Linked DNA regions of Homo sapiens: region 1 is linked to region 2. A link is an interaction called in ENCODE POLR2A ChIA-PET data of the cell type or tissue named here. Cell type or tissue: PC-3. All regions are shown on one strand. Region 1 has its middle 68 kb from the start of LINC02059. Region 2 has its middle 110 kb from the start of COX7C.

Evidence for each region. ChIA-PET counts read pairs that join two places held together with the same protein. Peaks named below come from ENCODE experiments on the same cell type or tissue, not always from the same donor. Only the 100,000 strongest peaks of a DNase experiment are listed, where the experiment ranks them.
Region 1: POLR2A ChIA-PET joins it to region 2 with 7 read pairs; 1 of 35 experiments calls an interaction of 5 or more read pairs at or near these places.

The regions. Positions count from the first base shown.
Region 1 is chr5:86,812,698-86,816,697 of GRCh38, reverse strand. No RefSeq gene overlaps it. Among named protein-coding and RNA genes, the nearest start is that of LINC02059, 68 kb to the right of the region's middle. In PC-3, no CTCF peak of the experiment used is centred here; no DNase peak of the experiment used is centred here; H3K27ac peaks cover 829 bases.
Region 2 is chr5:86,508,934-86,512,933 of GRCh38, reverse strand. No RefSeq gene overlaps it. Among named protein-coding and RNA genes, the nearest start is that of COX7C, 110 kb to the left of the region's middle. In PC-3, no CTCF peak of the experiment used is centred here; no DNase peak of the experiment used is centred here; H3K4me3 peaks cover 461 bases.

The DNA of each region.
Region 1 (4,000 bases), 300 kb before region 2:
CCTCAACCACTGCTCAAATGACATGAAGTGAAGTTCACTTTACCATTCTCCTATCTTTCAAAAATCATCCTGGTAAGATCTAACCAATTCAAAGTAAAGAAATACTATCCCTAATGCCATTCTAGCTATCAGAATATCTAGACATAAAATATCAGGAACAATAGAAGTTAATATACCTTTAGATCACATTAGTTCCTTGGCAAACAAATCTCATTGTTGAGTCACACTGAATTTGAATTCAACTAATCCTGTAATTCTTTCTCATACAGGCTGCCTCTAAACCAATTTTCTCCATTTGTCTTTGATCCAAAGTTGTGCCTTCGGATTGTAGTGCAAGACCTGTAATAATCTGTCAAATTTCATTGTGAGCTTTCCTTGTTTCATGTCTTCTACTATCCTTTTGGATTCAGATTTTAACATCACTGTATTTGCTGTCCTTTCTGGCTTTTTACTGTTGTCGTCACATTTGCAAAGCATGCCCCAAGCATTTGCTTCATCTAAGTTATTGATATAAATGTTAAATAGGACAAGTGTAGATATGGTGTCTTGTCATATAATATCTGATCATTGTTTCACAATTATTATCAATTTTAAATAACCAGAATCTTTAGTCATAATAGTTTCAACAGTTAATAATATAAATTACAGATTTTTAAAGAATGTTTTTAAATTTTTGAGCAGTTTTAGATTGACAACAAGATTGACAGGGAGGTACAGAGATTTCTCATCTATCCCCTGCCCCTACTCATGCGTAGCTATTTCCAATATCACCATCCCCCACTAGAATAGTACAACTGATAAACCTGTACTGACACATTATTATCACGAAAAGTTCATAGTTTAACATTAGGATTCACTTTTGATGTTGCACATTTTATAGGTTTGGATAAATAATGATATATATACATGTGTAAATGACTAATATTTTAAAAAATATTCTGACAATATATTATGTGCTATCTTATCTTATGCTTTGATGAATTTCAGTTACATGTTGTCTGCGACTTTTTCCTGATTTATAATTCAGATTATTAATTGATTGAAAGTTGTAGCCCTTTCATTAGAAATGTTTGGTTATGAAGACAGACATAAAAACAAGAAAAATAATAAAAACACACTAATTTAAGTTAGCACTTCCAAAAATTTGTTTTCCTTTCTTTTCCAGTAGAAATCACAAGTCTTTGTTAACTGCAACAAATAAATTGCTTTTAGAGTTTAAATTTGTCTTATACGTGGACAAAATAAAAGATCTATAAGTTCCATTTTCAAGGTTGGGTAACAGTTGTGATGAGCAACTATTACATATTAATATGAGGATTAATGAGCTTATGGTTATTAAAGATTGTGTATCTTTTTAGTATAATTGTAGTAATTATAATTATAGCAATAAATTTTATTTTGCTAGTCATAACAGTTTATTTTTATATGATGAGAAATATATATATTTTTTTCTTAGTTATATAATTTGGATGATCTAGAATATTGGAAATGTTTCTTATTAAATGACTCAGTTCCTGTGTCCAGTGATCCTTCTAACATTCTCTCCTAAAGCTTTAGCTCAAATTACATTAAATCTTCCTGTAAAATTTAGTTCACCCTATGACTACTTTCACATAAACACCTTTCAGTATCATATGTTTGTAGTACAGTACATCCTTAGTATCACCCTCACATAAAAAGCTAGCATACTTAAAATTACCATGCAATCATCATTTCCAGTAAGGGTCATCTCACTGATTCTAAACCAGGTCTTGCCTTGTGATTAACCCTAGGTCAATCTTCCAGAATAAGCAGCCCAATAAGTAATTTAGAAAGAGGAACATTTCAACCCTATATTTTATAATGGGCCCCAAAAGAGGAGACAAGAAAAACAGAAAGAATGGAAGGGAAACAGTCAAGTTCCAAAGCAGTGGTTCTCAACTGGGGGCAGTTTTGCTCCTTGGGAGATAATTTTAGTGTCCAAGTTTGGTGGGGTGCAACTGTCATCTAGTACGAAAAGGCCACAGATATTACTAAATCTTACAGTGCACAGGACAGCATTTATTTAGAATTAGCTTTAGATTTTAAAACTAAACTTAAAAAAAATTCTAAGAGAAAAGTGCCTTGTATAAAGTAGATCTATTTTATGTGGAAAATCAAGAGACTGCCCATGGAATTATAGTACCAAAAGCCTGACATTGCATTTCTTCTGATACTTGTAAACAGCCTGGTCAGCAGAGATTGCTCTTCATGGTACAATAGCATACTTTTGATGAATGACAAAGAAAGTCATAAACAAATAACAAATACATCCTTCCATAATATCTTAATAATGCAATTAATGTCAGGAAAAACAGTGTAACATGTTTTATAAAACATAATGGATAACCATGATTAAATATTGGGTTGACCACATAATGCACTAAAATGTGTTTATACAACTTGTTTATACATCTTGTTCTTAAGATTTGAACTGTTTTTCTAATATTTACAGATGTTTCTTGAAAAAAATCCAACTTCTAAAGTGTCTACAAAATAAAGTCCTCGAATATATTTGAGAAAGACTTGGAATGCTGTCATAAGAAAAACAAAAGGTTTTACATCACCCCTTCAAATATTTTTTTTTTGAGAAAAAGGAGTTTTGAAGGCCACTGTTTCAATGAATCAATTCTCTCCTCTTCTATCATATTTAAGTTTATGTTATCTGATTTTGAAAAAAAATATTTAGTGACAACATATTGAATTGCCATAAACAAAACTAAACATGTAACTATGTAAAGTGAATGAATTTTGTAAACATAAATCTTATTTTTTTAAACATACTTTAATAGGACTATCTCTAAAATAATTTATTTACTGCATACGATTGAACACTTTATGCCTGGAAGATACTACAGCACCCAAGAGAGATTGAGGGTAAATTGAGGTGACTGAGGCCCAAAATAAGATAAGATCATCTCTTATTTCTTTTATACAAAAGCTGAATGGCTCACCTGTATCTTTCATGTGATACGGAGAATCCGAAGAGTAGCCTGATGCATCATTGGGATTTTGGGAAGGAAGATTCAACCTTAGAGGAAATCAAAGGAATTCTATTTTATTTCCTCATTCCCTCTGTAGTTTGAGAGAAACATGCAAAATCTATATTAACTGTCTTAAGAAACATCAGAGCTTCTGAAATTGTGAAGTCATATTTCTGTGGTGCTATAGTTTTTACAGTATAAATATTTATATCCTAGTCCAGTGATAAAGGGGATGAAAAATGCATTGTTTAAAGAGAATTCAGAAGTCAGAGTTATGCTGAGAATATACTTTTACACATTCATTCAACTAATATTTGTTAAGAGCATAATATATGCTGTGCAAGTGATACAGAGAGCACCAGGTAAGATGTCAACAACACCTTAATGTTTCCAAGGATTAGAGTGATGATATTAAGGAGACTCTTTGTTCTTTCTCAGAGAAATGAATTAGAGCACATGGATTTAAATTTACCCTTAAGGTAAATGTAACTTAAGGATTTACCGTTAAGTTGGGGTGAAGGATCTTTTATGTTAAAAGACACTATACCAGTTATGAAGATAATGGTCTCTCAGTCTCAAATCCACTCCTCTTAGCTTTGGGATTGTGGGGCTGGGATTTTTGAAACTGCTTTTCATTTGCTAGACAATCTGTGTAAGGGGCACTAGAGAGAGCCTGGGAGGCTAAAGGAGAAATGAGGGACTTTTCCCTGCCAGCTTCATGCTGTCTTGCTCTTTTATTTTTTCCAGCTCCTGTGAGCATCACATCAGCCACACTTCTTCACCCTGGTAGCAGCAAGTCCAGGTTTTCGTTCTCTAACACATCAAAGAGTCAGCCTGATGGTGCCCCTTAGAGATGCTAGCACCAGCTGGTAGCACTCAGAGGTCTGAGCTCTGCGAGGTTTCTCCACCAAACAACAAAGTTTTAGTAATTCCTACATTTTTCGTTTGTTCCCTAAGGATGGTAGCTGCTTCCTGCAGTTTCTATTTTCATGATACTT
Region 2 (4,000 bases):
TTGGTTTAAAGTCTGTTTTATCAGAGACTAGGATTGCAACCCCTGCCTTTTTTTGTTTTCCATTGGCTTGGTAGATCTTCCTCCATCCTTTTATTTTGAGCCTATGTGTGTCTCTGCACGTGAGATGGGTTTCCTGAATACAGCACACTGATGGGTCTTGACTCTTTATCCAACTTGCCAGTCTGTGTCTTTTAATTGCAGAATTTAGTCCATTTATATTTAAAGTTAATATTGTTATGTGTGAATTTGATCCTGTCATTATGATGTTAGCTGGTGATTTTGCTCATTAGTTGATGCAGTTTCTTCCTAGTCTCGATGGTCTTTACATTTTGGCATGATTTTGCAGCGGCTGGTACCGGTTGTTCCTTTCCATGTTTAGTGCTTCCTTCAGGAGCTCTTTTAGGGCAGGCCTGGTGGTGACAAAATCTCTCAGCATTTGCTTGTCTGTAAAGTATTTTATTTCTCCTTCACTTATGAAGCTTAGTTTGGCTGGATATGAAATTCTGGGTTGAAAATTCTTTTCTTTAAGAATGTTGAATATTGGCCCCCACTCTCTTCTGGCTTGTAGGGTTTCTGCCGAGAGATCCGCTGTTAGTCTGATGGGCTTTCCTTTGAGGGTAACCCGACCCTTCTCTCTGGCTGCCCTTAACATTTTTTCCTTCATTTCAACTTTGGTGAATCTGACAATTATGTGTCTTGGAGTTGCTCTTCTCGAGGAGTATCTTTGTGGTGTTCTCTGTATTTCCTGAATCTGAATGTTGGCCTGCCTTGCTAGATTGGGGAAGTTCTCCTGGATAATATCCTGCAGAGTGTTTTCCAACTTGGTTCCATTCTCCACATCACTTTCAGGTACACCAATCAGACGTAGATTTGGTCTTTTCACATAGTCCCATATTTCTTGGAGGCTTTGCTCATTTCTTTTTATTCTTTTTTCTCTAAACTTCCCTTCTCGCTTCATTTCATTCATTTCATCTTCCATTGCTGATACCCTTTCTTCCAGTTGATCGCATCGGCTCCTGAGGCTTCTGCATTCTTCACGTAGTTCTCGAGCCTTGGTTTTCAGCTCCATCAGCTCCTTTAAGCACTTCTCTGTATTGTTATTCTAGTTATACATTCTTCTAAATTTTTTTCAAAGTTTTCAACTTCTTTGCCTTTGGTTTGAATGTCCTCCCGTAGCTCAGAGTAATTTGATCGTCTGAAGCCTTCTTCTCTCAGCTCGTCAAAATCATTCTCCATCCAGCTTTGTTCTGTTGCTGGTGAGGAACTGCGTTCCTTTGGAGGAGGAGAGGCGCTCTGCGTTTTAGAGTTTCCAGTTTTTCTGTTCTGTTTTTTCCCCATCTTTGTGGTTTTATCTACTTTTGGTCTTTGATGATGGTGATGTACAGATGGGTTTTCGGTGTAGATGTCCTTTCTGGTTGTTAGTTTTCCTTCTAACAGACAGGACCCTCAGCTGCAGGTCTGTTGGAATACCCTGCCGTGTGAGGTGTCAGTGTGCCCCTGCTGGGGGGTGCCTCCCAGTTAGGCTGCTCGGGGTCAGGGGTCAGGGACCCACTTGAGGAGGCAGTCTGCCCGTTCTCAGATCTCCAGCTGCGTGCTGGGAGAACCACTGCTCTCTTCAAAGCTGTCAGACAGGGACACTTAAGTCTGCAGAGGTTACTGCTGTCTTTTTGTTTGTCTGTGCCCTGCCCCCAGAGGTGGAGCCTACAGAGGCAGGCAGGCCTCCTTGAGCTGTGGTGGGCTCCACCCAGTTCGAGCTTCCCGGCTGCTTTGTTTACCTAAGCAAGCCTGGGCAATGGCGGGCGCCCCTCCCCCAGCCTCGTTGCCGCCTTGCAGTTTGATTTCAGACTGCTGTGCTAGCAATCAGCGAGATTCCGTGGGCGTAGGACCCTCTGAGCCAGGTGTGGGATATAGTCTCGTGGTGCGCCGTTTCTTAAGCCGGTCTGAAAAGCGCAATATTCGGGTGGGAGTGACCCGATTTTCCAGGTGCGTCCGTCACCCCTTTCTTTGACTCGGAAAGGGAACTCCCTGACCCCTTGCGCTTCCCAGGTGAGGCAATGCCTCGCCCTGCTTCGGCTCGCGCACGGTGCGCACACACACTGGCCTGCGCCCACTGTCTGGCACTCCCTAGTGAGATGAACCCGGTACCTCAGATGGAAATGCAGAAATCACCCGTCTTCTGCGTCGCTCACGCTAGGAGCTGTAGACTGGAGCTGTTCCTATTCGGCCATCTTGGCTCCTCCTCCCTAATTTTGTATCTTAAGTAGAAACGGAGTTTCTCCATGTTGGTCAGGCTGGTCTCGAATTCCCGACCTCCATCATTTCATCTTTATTCAGCATTTTTCTGGCTAATTCTTAACTGTGCGCTTTTCCCAGATGTTGTGATATGAGCTGAAATGTTAAACGTATTTCATAAGAAGATCGACGGTGCTGAATACACCTGCATAAATCATGCTGTCCTGTGTTACATAGGATGGCAAGACACACTGACTTCATTTTTTAAATAGATGAAACAATCCTTGAGATAATTTACCTTGAACAACTCAGTTTACAAAATGGTACCAGTTTGCTCCCTGACATTGCTGTTAACTGGCAGAGATGGAGATAGAATACAAGTCTTTTGGCTTGAGGAATTAAAATGCCCTGGATTTTGCTTAGAGTTTTGCCCCGCCAAAATCATCATTTGATTCATTAACCCATCTACTCACAGGGCTTATTTGGAGAAGAAGAGGTCGTTGTTCCCTTTACAAAGGCCTATTCATTATCTAGACCTGAAATTCCATTCTCTTTCAACAATTCAGTAAAATCTTACTTTCTAAATTTACTTTTTTGTCATCCAAACCATATTAACTCAAATCCAATCTTTTTCTTGAGCCTGCTGTCTTCAGTATTTTAAAATCATATTTTATTGGTTCCTCAGTTTTCCAGGTTTCTATACATTCTCCTTTGCATTGTGGTATGTCTCCTGATTAGTGTCTGCACCTGGTCTTGTCTTTTTCTTTTCACTCATAAACCTTAATTAGACTGATTTTAAACACAAATTTCATTGAAATCATCTCCTGTTCTTAATAGAAAAAGGTCAATTTTTCTCTACTTAGGTTTTCTAGGCCTCCATCATCTGACTTTATTCTTTTCTCTCTTTACTTCTTAATTTAGTATTTCCTACTTTATGCTCATCTCCTCACTCTTTCCAGAAGTTGCTATGCTCATTTTTAAGTTCATACTGTCTACTCTACTTTGGCAGTTTTTCTAGGTTCCTCCAATTCAATTCTTTGTTCATATCACTGTTTAAAATTCCATGGAACCTCCATCGAAGGATAAAACTACTCATTCTCTGAAATCTAGGAAAATGTGTATGTTTCTTTTTATAAGAGTAAAGCACAGTGTTAGAGCGTGGGCTTTAGAATCACATAGATGTGGACTCAGGTCTTGCCTTCAATGCTTATCATCCACGTAAACTTGGACTCCGAAGCAAAGTCTCCTTATTTTTCAATTGATGATGACAGCACTTACCTTATGTCTTTGCGTTCAATATTAAGTGAGGTTAGCATCAAGGATCTACCACAAAATGTGCCAGAGGTAGCCTGCACAAATGATAGCTACTGCTTCTCTCCCATTTATGTTATTATTCAGTTCAATTAGTGTGAAGTATATATTTTATTTCTTTAGCTATCTTGTTAGTATCTCAAAGGACGCTACCTTTTGTGTCTCTGTTTGGGTCTATGATTTTTTTCCAATGGAAAAAAAATAATAAAACTACTATCAAAGGGTCTAGGATTATTTTCTTGTATGAGTTTGTGTAAACAGCTTATCTTTTCAGTGTGTGTTTTTTTATCTGTAAAGTGGAAACAATAAATACCTCATAAGTTATTAAGAGAATTAAGAAATATATTTACACTCAGGCTTCAAAATAATATGTTTCATAAATGCAAAGGATTTGTGAGAGTTAATATTTAATATTTTAATGGTTAATAGTAATGAAAATAAATATATTAAGAATATT